Regions from separate parts of the Homo sapiens genome. Here region 2 is linked to region 1. The links are chromatin loops, found by intact Hi-C in ENCODE. Cell type or tissue: endothelial cell of umbilical vein. All regions are shown on one strand. Each heading gives the region's core, and the rest is flanking DNA. Links, peaks and the distances in the headings are about the cores only.

What was found. Hi-C counts contacts between places; a loop is a spot of excess contacts. Peaks named below come from ENCODE experiments on the same cell type or tissue, not always from the same donor. Only the 100,000 strongest peaks of a DNase experiment are listed, where the experiment ranks them.
Region 2: a loop joins it to region 1, with 4 times the contacts of the local background. A loop is called at or near these places in 3 of 110 quality-filtered maps.

What each region holds. Positions count from the first base shown.
Region 1 is chr1:183,175,027-183,185,288 of GRCh38, forward strand. No RefSeq gene overlaps it. Among named protein-coding and RNA genes, the nearest start is that of LAMC2, 6.1 kb to the right of the region's middle. RefSeq lists an enhancer at 5,975-6,094. In endothelial cell of umbilical vein, for the core only: no CTCF peak of the experiment used is centred there; DNase peaks (open chromatin) are centred at 5,465 and 5,855; H3K27ac peaks cover 1,439 bases.
Region 2 is chr1:183,057,267-183,065,266 of GRCh38, forward strand. All of the region lies in intron 1 of LAMC1 (laminin subunit gamma 1), which reads left to right. Among named protein-coding and RNA genes, the nearest start is that of LAMC1, 38 kb to the left of the region's middle. RefSeq lists a silencer at 3,329-3,378. In endothelial cell of umbilical vein, for the core only: no CTCF peak of the experiment used is centred there; DNase peaks (open chromatin) are centred at 1,834, 2,925 and 3,415; H3K27ac peaks cover 2,837 bases.

The DNA.
Region 1 (10,262 bases), core at 2,210-10,209:
AGGCACAGAAAGGCAAACTTCGCACGTTCTCACTTATTTGTAGGAGCTAAAAATCAAAACAATTGAACTCATGGAGATAGGGAGTGGAAGATTGGTTACCAGAGGCTGGGAAGGGTAGCAGGAGGTGGAGGAAAAGTGGGGAGGTTTAATGGATACAAAAAAAAAAACAAAAAAAAAGCTGTGGCCGGGTGTGGTGCCTCACACCTGTAATCCCAGGACTTTGGGAGGCTGAGGTGGGCGGATCATGAGGTCAAGAGATCGAGACCATCCTGGCCAACAAGGTGAAACCCCATCTCTACTAAAAATACAAAAAATTAGCCTGGTGTGGTGACACACGCCTGTAGTCCCAGCTACTTGGGAGGCTGAGGCAGGAGAATCCCTTGAACCCAGGAGGTGGAGGTTGCAGTGAGCTGAGATCACACCACTGCACTCCAGCCTGGTGACAGAGCAAGACTTTGTCTCAAAAAATAATAATAATAATAATAAATTAAAAAATAAAAATAAAAGAGTATAACTGAATTGTTTGTAACACAAAGGACAAATGTTTAAGGGGATGGATACCTCATTTTCCAGGACATGATTATTACGCATTGCATGCCTGTATCAAAGTATCTCATGTACCTCATAAATATATATACCTAGTATGGACCCACAAAAATAAAAAATTAAATTAAGTTAAGAGAGCCTCTCTAAGCAGAGCAATTAGAGAAAAGTTTTCCTTCCTCTAGATGCACGCAGGCCTGTGCCAGGGTGCATGGCATGGCAAGGGAAACTCTGTGCTGAATTTCAGTGCTCTGCCAATCCCACTCTCTGAACTGTCCTGTGCCAGGTGCCAGCACTGGGCTTAATCATACTAGGTGACCTGTCTGGAACTCCCCCCAACCCCCATCAGAAAGAGTTATGCCCCAGTATACAAGTGTATTCAAATGTGAGAAATTTTTACAATCTGATCTTTCTTTGTCAAGACACATGGGAAAGCTTAGAAACTTCCTAAGGAAAGTAAACAAAAATCATCGCCAGGACAGGCTACTAGAAGAGTCTAAAAGGATTTTTCAGCCAGAAAGGCAAAGAAACATATAGATAAAGTTAACAAAACCTTAAGAGATTGGAAAAAAGGATTAGCAAATCCTAAAGCACTAAAACCAGTAACAATTGTGAGGTCCTTGTATTAATAATATAATAAAAGTTGATTTTATTTATCAGACCAACAACACCTAGAAAATATATTTTAAAAATATTTAAAAGAGTTGGTTAAATTTGTGGATGATAATTCCATAGCATGTGAATTAGAAAATATGAGGATCTTTTAGACTGTTTTCCTAAACACTGAAGTTGGTGTAATGAGAGCAACCCACTCCCAAAACATCCACTGGTGCTTCTGTCAGATACAGCTTGGTTCGGTGTAAGGGTACATTGGTCTGAATCAACATGGCATTTTCTGTTATCACTGTTTCAGCTCTGTCTGTATTCCAGAAGAAAAATCAACAATGTGGTTGACTGATTAGACAAGATCTGGTTCTAAGAGGAAGTTCATTAAAATAATATTTATTAAAATAAATGTATTTATCAAGTTAATAAAAATTCTTCAGAAATTTCCAGCAAGAAAGATTAACACGCAGATAACAATGAGACAGTTTCTTCTAACATGGGTTTTACATCAGGCCTCAAACGGTCCAAAGATTTAGAATTGCCGCCCCCTGCCCCACCCCTTTTAAAAGATAATAGGCTGGGTGCGTTGGCTCACACCTGTAATCCCAGAACTTTGGGAGGCCAAGGCGGGCAGATCATGAGGTCCAGAGATCGAGATTATCCTGGCAAATATGGTGAAACCGCGTCTCTACTAAAAATACAAAAAATTAGCTGGACACACACGCCTGTAGTCTCAGCTACTCAGGAGGCTGAGGCAGAAGAATCGCTTGAACCTGGGAGGCGGAGGTTACAGTGAGCCGAGATCACGCCACTGCACTCCAGCCTAGGTGACAGAGCAAGACTCCAACTCAAAAAAAAAAAAAAAAAAAATATATATATATATATATATATAGAGAGAGAGAGAGAGAGAGAGAGAGAGTGCAAGATTAAAATCTAAAAACCAAATCAACTGGCTAGGCGCGGTGGCTCACGCCTGTAATCCCAGCACTTTGGGAGGCCGAGGCAGGCGCATCACCTGAGATCAGGAGATCGAGACCACCCTGGCTAACACGGGGAAACTCCATCTCTACTAAAAATACAAAACATTAGCCGGACGTGGTGGCGGGCACCTGTAGTCCCAGCTAAGCCGAGATCACACCACTGCACTCCAGCCTGGGCAACAGAGTGAGACTCCATCTCAAAAAAACCGAATCAACCAAAGCCCCCAAAATCTTTCTTAAAAGGAGATTTTCTACCTAGAGTTCAAGTAATACATATCCATGTGTGTGTAGAATTTTTAGCATAAGTGTAATCCACTGTAAACCAAAAAGTATCTTAGACAAATCTCAATCAATTTAGAAGTTTAGAAGCCAAAGTTAAGGGCATCTTACACCTGGAAGACAGACCTATGCCTTTCTCCAAAAATGATTTTGAGAACTTCAATATTTAAAGGGGAAAGGGCGGATATTAGGAAAAAAGGAAGGAATGTTTTGAAGGTGTATATAGATAAGAGGCCAACGGTTGCATTCTTTTGAGTCTTCGATTAGCCATTCACATGTAAGGGTGGGTAAAGGAATAGTCACTTATGTATTCCTTTAGCTCAGCGAATCAGCATTTTTACATAAGATAAAATACAGGGCAGAGGAAGTGATCAGATATACATTTGTCTCAGGTGAGTAGAGGGATAACTTTAAGTTCTGTCCTTTGTCCCGTACCCATAAAGATAAGCTATCAGTTTACCTTGTCAGGGTGAAATTCAACAGAACTTGATCTTGGGGCCCACAAGGAATTTCCTAGTGGGCAAATTGTGAGAGAGGTGTGTAGCTTTTTTATCTTTGTAACTATCTTATTTAGAAACAAAATGGGAGGCAGGTTTGTGTAATGCAGTCCCCAGCTTGACTCTTCCCTTTGGCTTAGTGATTTGGGGGTCCCATGATTTATTTTCCTTTCACACCACTTTATGTTTACCTGAGGCACATAGATGTATTCAATTCCATATAAACAATTTTGTTGCAAAACCACTTAGCCATATTCTGCTTAAGCTGAAATTTTCGAAGTAAATTATAAGGGTTGTATTAATAGAGGACCCTGAGAAAAGAAAATAGCAAAGGCATTAGTTAATTTGATAAAGCAATGACAATTAAACCTTGTTTTACTTTGTATTCATATAATAAAAAACAGAGCACTGAAATAGTTGTCCAAATAATTCAGGCCTAAAATAAATTCACCTAAAACAGCCAGGTGGTGAGGCAAATGTGTCATTTTGGTTTAAGTTGTCTGAATCACTGAATTAATTTTCCTACTTAATCTAAATAAACATATTGAGACTATGAGAAATTTTTAGGTTAGTGAGGAAGGTCTCTAGATTTTTCTGTGATTATTTGTAGCTCTCTCCATCATTAGAGCGCAGTGGAATAACCAATCTGCAAGTTTCCTGCAAAAGAACCACCCAGGAATGTTTGGGGATTTCTGTGTAACCCAGCCCTAGAAAAGCTGAGTTCGGAGATATAGCTACTAAATTCTTGAGCTCTTGCACAAGCTCAGACTATTATCACTATGCCGAAAATAACTTCCAGTTGTTCTAAGGCGTTCAAGAATCGAATTACTTAATAACGTACTCTTATATCTGGATTAAGGTATCAGACCAACAGAAAACCATGCAAGATCTGATTGGATGACATAAAAGGATGTTGCATAAGAATCGAAGCTGTCATATGCTGAAGAATAACAAAGGTAATATGACAAGGAAAATGCACCCCTAATAGCCAAACCTTGTTTATTGCTTACCTGCTGCAGAGGGGTGACTATAGAACATACAGTGTATGTTATAAGGAACAGGCATGTCATATTTTATGAAAGATTTTTTAAATTATAGAGCGTATTTGTTCAGTGAGTGGCTTAATTTGTTTTTATATTGTAGTTGAATAATAATTCTAGAGAGAGGTATCGGTGTGGATTTGTGTGGGAGCCTGGGTAACCTCAAAATGAGGATAATAATAACACCTGCTTCATGGGATGGTGGTGAACAGTGAACTCCATAATCCCTATAAAGGCTCTCATCACTGAGCTGGGCGTATGCAGAATATTCACTACAGTTTGGCTATTAGTATTGTAATTGTCAAGATTATTATCAGACATTGAAAACACACCCAAAGTTTCCCATTTAAAGGCAGAGGACAGGTTTCTAAATGCTATAGAGTTTTTCAGACTTTGTAATTTAAATTATTAAAGGTGGAAAAATTCAGATTTAAATTTAGAAATACATTTAGAAACACTGTTTCCTGAATTCATTTCTTCCTTACAAAGGCAAAGGTAGGATCTCTGATCTAAGGGTAGCCACCTCTCATTTCTAGTTTATCTTGTCAAGGCTGCATGTGATACAGCCCTGGCCCCCACCACTGCAATGGAGACAAGATTTTCACTGCAGTGGTCTCCTTTGCCTCTCATTCAAATTCGAATATCTATGGTCCAAGCATAAGCATGGTTGAGGAACCATGGGCAATGTTTCATCTACTAATCAACATTTCACAGATGCACGGATGCCCAAATTTCAGTTTAAGGGAACACAACAACTGACACAGCCTTGAAATCTACTAAATGTCCCTCTCTCAGAATCTTTTGTCCTCTGTTTTGTTCTGATTTTTTTCTGTGTCTATTTTGCTTTCTATCAGCTTATGCCCCTCTTCTCTGTGCTCCTTCCCAATTTTTTTTTTTTTTTTTGTCTGAGATGGAGTCTCGCTCTGTCGCCCAGGTTGGAGTGTAGTGGCGTGATCTCGGCTCACTGTAACCTCTGCCTCCTAGGTTCAAGTGATTCTCCTGCCTTAGCCTCCCAGGTAGATGGGACTACAGGTGCATGCCACCACGCCTGGGTTATTTATTTTTTATTTTTTTATTTTTAGTAGAGACGGAGTTTCATTGTGTTGGCCAGGCTGGTCTCAAACTCCTGATCTCAACTGATCCACCCACCTTGGCCTCCCAAAGTGCTGAGATTACAAGCGTCAGCCACCACATCCAGCCTCATTTTTTTGTATTGTTTAACTATTAATTGATTTGAATATTTCTGTCTATAATAGCTACACCAAAAAAGATGCAAATGAAGTTCTTCTTCATGTGTTGATTTCCCACCACATCTCTGGCCCAGGTGTACCATCAGCCAACCACAGAAAAAGGATCATGTCCCTTTAATAAATAAACGGCATTACTTCAGTTCTGGTCTGGCCTCTACCGCTCCCTGAAAACTAGCTGTGGGCACACCACATATGTTTCTGCATAAAATGGAAGCTTGCCACTTCAGCCAGGGTTTTGCTTCAGAGAACATTGTTTTCTGGAGTCTGGCCAGCCTCAGAGAATTTACCCAGACGATCCAGGAAACACTGAACCATTTCCATTTATGGACATTTTCCTTTACCAATTAAGAACAAAGGGGAGTTAAAAAAATTTTTTTTTCCTGATTGCTATATTTTACATTTAAAATTGTAATGTGAATGCTGACATAATTAGAACTATCTGGGGAGATTTTTTAAAAGGCAGGGAACTGGGACCAACAGCCCTGTCCATTGCTGGCATGTTAACAGCCAGTACTTCAGTTTTTATCATAAGTGAGTTTGAAAGAGGATGACATGCCAGACATTCCTTCTGAAAGTAAACTAAGGTAATGATGGAACTCAAGGGAAAAATCAACATGTTACTTATAATTCTATTTGGGGGGTTGGGTGGGGAGATGACCATTCTGTGAAATGATTTATACAGCACTGTAGAAAGAAAAGTCCCCTGGGTGATGACTGTGAGCTGCAAAAGCAACAATGAACAAAGGGGACTTCCAGGGCCTCAGCCTTCCTGGCCACACCCGGTGGGAATGCCCCAGTCCTTTTCCGCTCTGTGGTTGGAGAACTTCTACGTAGAGCATTATCCTCACCAACACAAGGAGTTACACTCTAAATGGACAAATTTGGGGAGGATCAGATGAAAATTCAAGCGCTCACTTTCTAGAACAAAAGTCTGAGATGGGTTTAAAATTCATGCTCCTATGCAAACATTTCAAAAAGCATCTTTTACTTTTTGTAAATTGCCAAAACAGGTTTCCAGAAGAGGGCTCCTCCTGCAATGCTTGGGTGATGTCTCTGCCCAAAGGTCTGAGCTGGCCACTTAGTGCTGATCCAAACCAGCAGAGATGGTTTTGTCAGGCCTGGTTTTATCACACAACTTATGCAAACACTGGTATGTTTCCAGTGGTTGCTTTGAGGTTGCACATTTGAATTAAAGTATCTGAATTATGAAATATATTCTTTTGAGATTTTCTCTTTTTTATATCAGTTTATTGAGACATTTTGTATACAATCCAATTTTAAGTGTACAATAGAGTTTTTTTTTGTGTTTTTTTTTCTTTTGGAGACAGAGTCTCGCTCTGTCGGCCAGGCTGGAGTGCAGTGGCACGATCGATCTCGGCTCACTGCAAGTTCCGCCTCCTGGGTTCATGGCATTCTCCTGCCTCAGCCTCCCAAGTAGCTGGGACTACAGGCGCCTGCCACCATGGCTGGCTAATTTTTTTGTATTTTTTTTTTAGTAGAGACGGGGTTTCACCGTGTTAGCCAGGTTGGTCTCGATCTCCTGACCTCGTGATCCATGCGCCTCAGCCTCCCAAAGTGCTGGGATTACAGGTGTGAGCCACCACACCTGGCCTTTTTTCTTTCTTTTTTTTTTTTTGATACAGAGTCTCTTTCTGTCGCTCAGGCTAGAATGCAGTGGCATGATCTCGGCTCACTGCAACCTCCGCCTCCCGGATTCAAACGATTCTCCTGCCTCAGCCTCCCAAGTAGCAGGGATTACAGGTGTGCACCACCAGTCCCGGCTAATTTTTGTATTTTTAGTAGAGATGGGATTTTACCATGTTGGCCAGGCTGGTCTCAAACTCCTAACCTCAGGTGATCTGCTCACCTCAGCCTCCAAAGTGCTGGATTACAGGTGTGAGCCACTGAGCCTCACCAGCAATTGATTACTTTTGACCACAGTAATATTTCTTTCATCCTCCAGAAGTATCCTCATGGCCCATTGCAGTCAGTCCCTGTCCCTGGCAACCACTGATCTGCTTTCTTGCTTTGTAGTTTTACCTTTTCTAGAATTCATTTAAATGGAATCACGTAGTATCTGGGCTCTTGTGCCTGGCTTGTTTTAGCACAATGCTTTGAGATTCACCCATGCTGTGTATGTATCAGTAGTTTATTCCTTTTTGTTACTGAGTAGTATTAAGTTGACTTTTGTCTGGATTTGAAAAAATATATATTTATTTGGGCCATATGGAAAAGCAAATAGATTTTTGTTTTTGCTTTTTTGAAAAGCCATGTGTTAATTAAAGGTAATCCTAAGAATACATTTAAATCTTTACCTTTACCTTTTCCTTGAAATGTAAGATCCCTACCTGTCTGAAAGTGAAGTTTTAAATTCACAATTTTTTTTTTTTTGAGACAGAGTCTTGCTCTGTTTCACAAATTTTGAAACAGGCTGGGCACAGTGGTTCAGGCCTGTAATCCCAGCACTTTGGGAGGCTGAGGCGGGAGGATCACTTGAGGTCAGGAGTCCAAGACCAGCCTGGCTAACATGGTGAAATCCCATCTCTATTAAAAAACACAAAAATTAGCCACGTATGGTGGCACCTGCCACCAATCCCAGCTACTCAGAAGGCTTAGGCAGGAGAATCGGTTGAACCCAGGAGGTGGAGGTTGCAGTGAGCTGAGACTGTGCCACTGCACTTCGGCCTAGGTGACAGAGTGAGACTCCATCTCAAAAAAAAAAAAAAAAAATTGAAACATTTGGTAAGAAAATCTGTATGTGAAGGAAATTTCCAGATATGCAGCAAAAATATGAAATAATTAATAGCATCCAAGTAATTATTGGTAATACGGGCATGAACCTGGATTAGGCCAAGAGTTCCACAAAATTGTAAAATAATGATTCAATAATTAATTAGATGGATTGAAGCAAAAATTTCATCTTTCTCATATGGTGTTTGTTAGTAATTTTAACAACAGAAAAATGATTAGTGCTCACTCAGAGATAATAATAATTTTTAAAACAATAATTATTGTTCTTATTATGGCTATATCTGTATAGTACATATTATGTGCCTGGTGCTGTTCTGAGCCCTAGATAATTCATTAACTCTAATAACCCTACTAGGTAAGTGTTTTAATATTATCTCCATTTTATAGATTAAGAAACTAAGGATCACAGAAAGCAAAGTAACTGCTTTGATGAATAGAAGCCAGGATTTGGCCCTGGGAACCTGCCTAAGCCTCAACTTTTGGCCACTAGAACTCTCTTAACCTCAGGAATGCACTAGAGAAGAATTCTCAGATTGGTAAAAGGGGTCGATATTGTCCCTGAGCAAGGTAAGGGATGAGGCCAGAGCAGGGGCGTCAAGCCTGAGCCAGACAGTTGTTTGGATGTGTGGAGAAGCCCAGAATAAGGCAATGTGAAGAGGTGGGAACTGAGAAAAGTTGGGGAGTGCCTGCCTTAAGGCGTTTACATTTTAAAAATATGTTTTAAATCCTGCACTGTTCACATAAAAGAGGCTGCTGGTGGGTCTGGTGCCCAGGGGCCTGTGCCCATTTGCTGCCCCTGGTCCAGATGACCTCTGGCAGTCCTTCCAGAACTAACATCTTGGGAAAAATTAGAAATATTTGTTCAGAGTCTTTTGTGACTTGAATTTATCGATGTAGGCCAATAGTCTACAATCTGGCTAGGTTATAATGGTCATTGATAAATAACTTTTGATTGCATGTTGAATTCATTCAGTGTTGTGAATTTGTCTTTGTTTTTTATGGTACTTTTTAATCTGACGTAACAAAGAGCTAATGGATTGTGGAGTCATATGGCCTGGTTTTGAACCTTGGCTTTGCAACTTACTAGCAGTGTGACTTTGAGCATGTTACCTGACTTTCGCATGCCTGTGTTTTCTTGTCTGTAAAATGGGGAAATTAACAGTACACCTAATTCATAAAGTTGTTTTAAAGATTAAAAGTTTAATGAGATAATGGATTTACAACAGCGACTGGCAAATAGTAAGCATTACTTATGTGTTTGTATTGCTATTATCACTGTCCCAAAATGATGCTAGATGAAAACATCTGTTCCAACTTTTAACATATAATAAACTATAGCAATCTGCACTAAAATGAAATCTTCCTTCAAGACTTTATTTTGTAGGGCCCTGTTCCTTGTTCCTGCAGGACCGTGGTGAATTGCACAACAAAGATGGGACTCAGGGACAGGACCTCAGCCTCCACAAGGCACCAGCGACTAGAAGGGAAAATTCTAAATACCGTCTCTGTGAACTGAAACCTTAGCTGTAGCTGGAGACTCTGAGTTTTGAGAGAGAAGAATATTTGTGTAATTTGTTTGAATCCTGGGCAGAGTAGAAGAGAATCAAGCCTTGGATGAGAAAGTTGGAGTTTCTTTTCTATTCCTCAGGTTTTATTGCTGGAGATTTTAGAATAGGTGTCAGCCAGTTTGCAGCAACCTGTCTTGCCCCTACCATTCTTGGGTTCTGTATTCAGACCCCAGCTATTCCTAACACCCAGTTCATACTCCACGTTCTGTACAAAGCCATCCCTAGCTATCCCAGTCAGCCCACACTGGTCTCCATGACATGCATGAACCGAAGTTTTTAGAACCTTTGACACTTATGTCTGCCCTGGATGATTTGTTCATTATCTTATGTTGTTGTCATCCACAGAACAATCTGGAGAATATTCATATATTTAGTCAGCAAATAGCTATTTATTGGGGGCCTTTGTAGGCCTCAATGTTGAGAAGAAGGGTTGGTTGTTTTGGACAGATTGTGTATTTATAAAGCTCTAGCAATTTTTAAATCTCTAGCAGGAACCAAAGCCTTCTTGACAGCCACCTCTCTGAATTATTGTCACTAGCCTCCTTAGGAGAAGAGACAATATAGTTTATACCAAGATTTGCAGTTGTCTAGATATTACTCACTTCAGCTAGCACTGTGCTAGTAGATAACATTCAAAGTTGGTCTCAACAAATATTTTCTCTAGTGCCCATGGAGAGTGGCTGAGAAATACACTCTAAGATGTAAAAGAGTTTGGTATCTAGATCCTCTTTCTTATTCATTTCAAGCC
Region 2 (8,000 bases), core at 1-8,000, 120 kb before region 1:
GGCACAATGATGTCTGTTTCACAGCTTTCTGGATGTGGTGAGGGACTTTATTTGGTCAGCCCTCATTCCTTACCACTCCCTTTGCTATCTTTGATGGGTAAGCAGATTTCATGAGGCAGGCCAGTCTCTCGTTTCACTAGGTTGCCTGACTCTCTGAAAACTTCCTGACTATCCCAAACCATATAGAAATTTATTTTAAAAGTTTGACAGCTGGCCGGGTGCCGTGGCTTACGCCTGTAATCTCCGCATTTTGGGAGCCCGAGGTGGGTGGATTACCTGGGGTCAGGAGTTTGAGACCAGGTTGGCCAGCATGGTGAAACCCCGTCTCCACTAAAAATACAAAAATTAGCCGGGCATGATGGTGGGCGCCTGTAATCCCAGCTACTCAGGAGGCTGAGGCAGGAGAATTGCTTGAGCCCGGGGAGGTTACAGTGAGCCAAGATCACACCACTCCACTCCAGCCTGGGTGACAGAGCAAGACTCTGTCATACTTTTTTTTTTGACAGCTGTCAAACTGTAGCCTAAGCCTGAAGGGTTGGGAAGTTGAAAATATATGTCATATATATCATGCTCATTTAATCTCTATTGAGATGTTCTTTTTTTCCTTCTTACATAAATATTATGTGCTCTAACTAAACATATTATATATTTTTATGTGCAGTTCAATGCATAAGGAATTGAATCACAATTGGAAGTCCTCTTTAGAAGGATTTGCTCTTGTTTGACAGATAATAGCAGACTTCATCTCTTTTTAAAAATAAACCATCAGTTTATGTCATTGAGTATATTTGATCCTTCTAAAAAGAGGTTCTCTTTCATATTTATTTTTTGTCTATGATGTAGTTTTCTAAAAGTTCGTCTCTATTGGCTACTTCATTTCTGTTCTAAATGTAGTAAGTTCTTGGAAGTGTACTTAGAGGCAATTTAAGGATTTTATCTTAAGCCTGCTGACTTGTGTAGTTGAGTGGATGCTAGTTTTTGGTCAGTTGTTCTATTTCATACCTGTAACATAAGGATATTGAGGGTGACTGAATTTTACAATGCTTTGCATTTTGTACATCTTTATATGTGTCTGCTTCTTGAAATCATTGCTTTTTGTGATAAAGACCCATCTATGGTTATTTCAATTTGCTTGGCAGGTGTATATTTAAGTCTGGTTTTGTTTCTTCTAGACAGTTATTTGATAATAGAGATTCATATTGTTTTCTGTCTCCAGCAAATACTCACTGAAATGAAGAATGATGGATTTGGTGATTTGGGAGTCTGGTGTGTGAAAACACATCTTAAAGGATTCAGGTTTAAGTTTTTTAGTTCTTATACACGGTTCCCATTTTTCTGTAATGTCTTCTTATGTCTCAATATGTAAATATTTTGTCTTTACTTATACTAATGTTTCTTGTTACCCAAATTATCTCCTAAGACTGTTTATGTAGACTTGAAATATTTCTTCTGTCTGTGGGTGTGGGTGTGAGTACCTTCCCAAAAACATCCAGGAATTTTTGCCCACCTACTTGGTTTCCCTGGAGCATGAAAGAAGGTGATTAATGGGGTAGAAAAAAATTCACAAAAAGCCACCAACAAAAAGCTACCTACATGTTTACATGTATTTTAAAGGAAAAGCCTGTCAGCTGCAATCAAAGCAGCAAGGGCTCTTCAAGGAAGGTAATATCTATATGTTGTTCTGTTTTATAACATGTAAAATTTTCTCCCCTTGGGAAAAAACGTCTCACAGAAGATTTTCTTGCAAGATGACTATGATATGACAGGCTCTGTTTTTGTTATGCATAGGCAGTTGCTTCTATTGTGTTCCCTGCAGCCTAGTGCGTGTGTATTTTCTTAGACTCATCTGGTAGTGAAGTGGCCTCTAGCTCAGGTCTTCACAGGCAGAACATCCATGCTTTGAGGAGGCTGTATTAGCAAAATAAGAAACCTACTCAGAGATAAGGGAGAAGCTTCATTGTTGATGCTGTTATTAACTCAGGCTCAGCTTCCTGGTTTGAGAGATGTTCTGAATACATATTGATGGATGGGTTATTAATACATTACATCATGGTGGAACTTGGCATCCCAGACTGGATAAGCCCACTTGCCCTGTTATATACCAGCATTTGTGGTTTGTATTAATAACTCTGTAATCCCAGCTACATGGAAGGCTGAGGCAGGAGAATTGCTTGAACCCAGGAGGTGGAGGTTGCAGTAAGCCAAGATCATGCCATTCTACTCCAGTATGGGCAACAGGAGCAAAACTCTGGCCCAATAATAAAAATAACTAACCCAGATTGTGTGACAGGAGATAATGGAAATGATCTGAGTGGCCACCTAATTTCAGTGAAGGAACTAGCCAAGGTAAGTGACTTGCTCAGTGTAAGTCCACAACTAATTTGTGGCCACTCAGGACATTGAACTGGGTCTCGGAGCAAATTATAAGATAGGTAAAACAGAGGGGACACAAACGTGGAATAGTGAGAGGGTGAGGAGAGTGCAGTTCAGGCTGGGATCGTGTGTGGCATATTCGTAGGAAACCACAGAATCTGAAGTTAGTTAGGTTTGGATTTCATTTACCACTTACAAACTACGTGCATCAGAGTAAGAAATTTAATTTCTCTGACTGTAGGTTCCTTGATTATAGAGATGTTGTAAAGATTAAATGAGATGACACGTTGGAAGTTTCTGGCACTGTGTAGGGGACATCACATGTTCCATGATGGCAGCTGTTATTGTTCTGGTACCTGAAGTGGGAAGGGGAGCAAGGAAGGAAACGTGAGGATTGTGATAGTAGGGAGGGCTCTGTTGATTTTGAAAGGAGAGTCCTTTCAAAGCAAGCCTTTAGAAACCTCACATCTGATCATGCCACTCACTGTCTGCTTAGAAATCACCCTTGGCCCCTCATCATGTAGCTAGACTTTTAAGTCCTTGTGAATGTGCCTTTCCCACTTGCTCCTTGCAATCCATTTGTGCTGTATCTCTGGCAGTTCCTGGAACATGACATGCATTTTCATTTTCATCTTAAGTAGTATGGCATGCACCAATAGTTCCAGCTACTCAGGAGGCTGAGGCAGGAGGATTGCTTGAGCCCAGGAGTTCAAGGCCAGCCTGGGCTACATAGCAAGACCCCATCTCAAAAAAGAAAAAAAAAAAAAAAGCAATTACCCCTTTACCCTGTCCCTCTGTCCTGCATTTGCCATCCTTTAAGACTCAATTCAAACTTTATTTCTACTGTGCAGTCTCTTGGACCAGGCTCTCCTCATGTCTTACTTTCTCTTGCAGTGACTCACTACGCCTATTGTGTTTCCATAGTACCCTGTACACAATATTACAGTGCTTACTACACTGTGTCCTAACGATTTGTTTACATGTCTGACTCATAATTATCATTACATTCCCTGGGGACAAGAGCTAGATCTTAATCATGTTTGTATTCTTAGCACTAAGTTGATGCCAGACACACAGTAGGCACTTATTAGATGCTTATATGACCGAATGAATGGGTGAAAAGCAGAAGTAGAGAAGTTATCTTAAGTTGATATAACAGTATGAGCAAAATATGGATGCAAAATCAGTGCTATTGTGATGGCAAGAATGAGACAGTTTGAGAAAATATCGTGTTGAGAAGTAGGTTTGTGTAAAATAGAGATAGGAAGATATGATCACTTCATGAAAGGCTTTGAATATGAAGCTGACCAATTGAGATGTGTTAGGAAGGGTAGCCATTTTAGTTTTTTTGTCAGAAGTGACATGGTTAGATAGCAGAGTTGCAGGAAAATTAGTATAATGGTAGTAGGTTAAGTTATTGTAGCAATCCAGATGTGAGTTAATGAGGGATAGGACTAGGGTGATGTCGATCAGAAAGGCAAAAGGAGAGACACTGAAAACAGCAAACCACAAAAACTCTGGCAAACCAGTTCACTTTTAGATATCTCACATTTTGGTGTGCCAAGGTTCCCAGCCCCCATACTCCCTTCAAAAATAAAGTCCTTTCCATTTTAGTCTTTGGTTATTAGTGTGTGAAAACTCTGCCTAAATCCTGAACTTTCTACTCTGATTTGTCAGAGGAACAGTTCTTTCAGTTTTAATTTTTGTCTTTAGATTTTTTGGTTGGTGTTTTTTTTTTCTTCCCCTAGGCTCATCTGTATAGGACTGTGAGCCCAGAAGGAAAGTTGGGAAATAATTTGTCAGTATTCTTTGGCATTTACAAGATGTTCCTATAGTCTCATTATAACATGGTTTCCTGACATTTTGTTATGGTTGTTGTTGATAGTGCTTTTTGGAAAACAACATCTATATCTTTTTTTCTTTTTTAAAAAGTGCTTATATCTTTTAAGTTTTATGTTACTTTGAGATATTACTGTAAGTTCTTTTGTTCATAGATTATGAAAAATGTCAAAAGGAATTCTAATCAGAAATCAGTTTTGCTCTGTGAATTTGTACATTGAAATTTAAATGATTCTAGTTAATACATTCTGTCTCTTATTTTCATTTAATGTTGAGGTGAATACACACATGTAAGGCCATATAAGAAGAGAATAACTAATGAGTGCCTATTCTGTCCAGTCTTGGGCTTCACAGACATCATTTATATTGAATGCTCATAATACCTGATAAAGTAAATATTAATAATCTAGTAAGGCAATTAAGACTTTGGGCAATTAAATTCTCACTGTACGTCATTGGGACATGGCAGAGAAGGAAGCCTATGTCTTTTTCTGACTATAGTGCCAGTTGACTCTGCACGTTTGCATACAGCAGTTCTCAGATCTTCTTAGTAACAGAATCCTTTATCCCATGAAATCAGACTCCCAATATATAAAACAGGTAAGAATAGTGTTCAGTTATATACGTTTATTGTATTTGGTACGTTAAATTTAAGGTGGAAATCTATGTTTCAATCTTCACTTGGTTTCATCTTAAAACTTATTTCTATATATTTTGTTTGCAAAATTAAAAAAGTTCAAAGTTTCAAAGATACGAAGATTCTAATAGCTTTTTTGCTGCATCAATACTATTTTCTTGTCAGAACATGATAAAAATTACAATGTGGAACTTTAATAGCTTTTTAAATAGTTTGTCTTGTAGTTTCAGGGCAGCATTTGATTATATGGGTGCAGAAAACTTGAGAAATAGGAGGAAATTTTGTTTTAAAGTTGTATTAGGTGAGGTGCATGGATCACCTAAGGTCAGGAGTTCGAGACCACCTGGCCAACATGGCAAAACCCCTTCTCTACTAAAAATATAAAAATTATCTGGGCGTGGTGGGGCGTGCCTGTAGTCTCAGCTACTCGGGAGGCTGTGGCATGAGGATCACTTGAACCCAGGAGGTGGAGTGAGCCAGAATTGCACCACTACGCTCCAGCCTGGGTGACAGAGCGAGACTCTGTCTAAAAAAATAAAAAACTTTTATTTACTGGCCGGGTGCAGTGGCTCACGCCTGTAATCCTAGCACTTTGGGAGGCTGAGGTGGGCAGATCATTTGAGGCCAGGAGTTTGAGACCTGCCTGGGCAATATGGCGAAACCCCATCTCTACTAAAAACACAAAAAAATTAGCTGTGCTTGGTGGTGCATGCCTGTAATCCCAGCTACTTGGGTGGATGAGGCTCAAGAATTGTTTGAACCCAGGAGGCAGAGTTGCAGTGAGTCAGCATCACACCACTGCACTCCAGCCTGGGCAGATAGAGCAAGACTCAGTATCAAAAAATAATAATAAAAAAAAGTAGTATTACTAATCATATTTAGTGACATCCACAGTAGTTATCAGTTAAGTACATTTTGAGGGCAGGAAGGGAGTTAGTGAATGCCTCCACATCCAATATTAAATTCATTGTTTGGCAGAAAAACAGTTTTTGAATGTACCTTGTAATATTTTAAGATGTTACTTTGAACAGTCAAAAAAGGCTGTCAGCTTTTTACTCAAAGTTCCAGAATAGTCAAATTTCTTTTGTTTTACATGTTGAGTCTAAATGAACACTTTTCTGCAGTCCTTAGTGTAGTAAGATGGGAGCTTGTTCAGCAAGATAGGCAAGTTCATGCATATGAGTTTTATTTCAGAGCTAATTGACATAATTTATCAACCAAAGTGATTTATTTTTAAAACACCTCATTAGAAATACTCAGATCTGCACATTGCCACAAAGCAAATGAAAATAAGTTAGAAGTTGGAGTTGTAATGTATTGGGTATACATACCCTGGTAGTGAGAACTTCCAAGGTACCTTAGTGAAAATGACAGCCTAAATGGCGTTGTCTGTTACTATTTGGAAGATGCTGACATCTGATGTTTCTAACTGACCACTAGAACATGTGTCAGCAGTTGCTTTTGTAGGGGCCATGCTATTCTCCTGCTCTCTCCTATCATTGCTTTAAACAGTACACTGTAATGTCTTATAAATCTTCCATGTATTTTTTCTGCAGAAACAAAAACAAACACAGGAAGACAGAGACACATCTGTCTCATCAATTCCATTTGAATCATTATAAAGAGTTTAGTCAAATTCATACATCGGATGAACTTATCAAATACAGAGGGTGCTTTTGCTTGAAATCTTCCCCAGGTGGTTTTGTGAGGATAATGCTCTTAATTTTATTAATTTTATTTTTGTAATACCTTGCTCATCCATCGTAATTGATACGGATCCCTCCATTGCCTTTGGATAATGTTTACCTCGCACGTAGTTCATTCTGTGTTATGATAATTTACTTTGAATGACAAATTACTTAAATTTTTATTGACAGGCTTTAAGTATAAAAAAGACCTGAAATTTGAAATCTGTATTAGGTATTGTGAAGCAAAGTGGGTAAACTTTATTATTGTAGAATTGACTCTTAAACTATGACCAAGTACAGGCACCAGCCAGGCAGATGTGTTTAGGCTTTCTCTGGCATTGGAGCATGGTACAGGGCAGTAATGATGTAAGTGCTTCTATATATATGTATATATAGTCATGCATTACTTAACAATGGAGTACGTTCTGAGAAATGCTCGTTAGGTGATTTTGTCATTGTGTGAATGTCATAGGGTGAACTTAGACAAACTTCGATGGTATGGGCCTACTACATACCTAGGCCATACGGGATGGCCTATTGGTCCTAGGCTATAAACCTGTATAGCATGTGACTGTATTGAATACTGGAGGCCATTGTAACACATTGGTAAGTATAGTAAGTCCTTACTTACTGGCTTCAATATGCTTCTGGTCACAAAAACATAACCAAACATAAACACTTCTAAAACTAAACTTTGAAATAAGCATGAGTTATATGTATATTTTTAAAAGATTAATAAAAACAAGTAAGACAATTTTTACCCAATTTTTGGTGAATCAATGAGTAACAGTGGCCGTAGTGGTGTTGGGTTAAATCAAGGAATGAAGTTTGTAAAGCAAAAATTGTAAGGGGCACCTCCTGTTACCATATAATTAAAAAACAAACCAAAAAACCAAAACAAAATAACAAATATGGCAGGTCACCACATACTTTTGTACTGTATCGTTCATTATGATACATTTATATGATTACTGTTTATTCAATGAATTTGTAGTTGACAATAATTTGTATTCATTTTCTGACTTATTCTAGTTTAGGGTCATATGTGGCTGGAGCCTATCCCAGCAGCTCAGGAACCAACTTTGCTAGGATGCCATTCCACTGCAGGGTGCACTCACACACACCCACGCTCACTCAGACTGGAACCATCTAGACATGCCAGTTAACCTAAAGTGCACATATTTGGGATGTGCACATGGGGAAAATGTGCAAACTCCACAAAGACAGTGGCCCTGGCTGGGAACTGATTTTTTTTTTTCTTATCAGCATTATAACTGAACAGTGTTGAATGAAACAATGTTGAACAAAATGACACTACTTAAGGACCTGCTGTATTTGTGTATCTAAACATGCCAAAAGATAGGAAAAGGTACGGTAAAAATACGGTACTATAATTTATAGGAACACCATCTTATATGTGGTTCGTCTTTGACTGAAACATTGTTATGCAGTGCATGACTGTA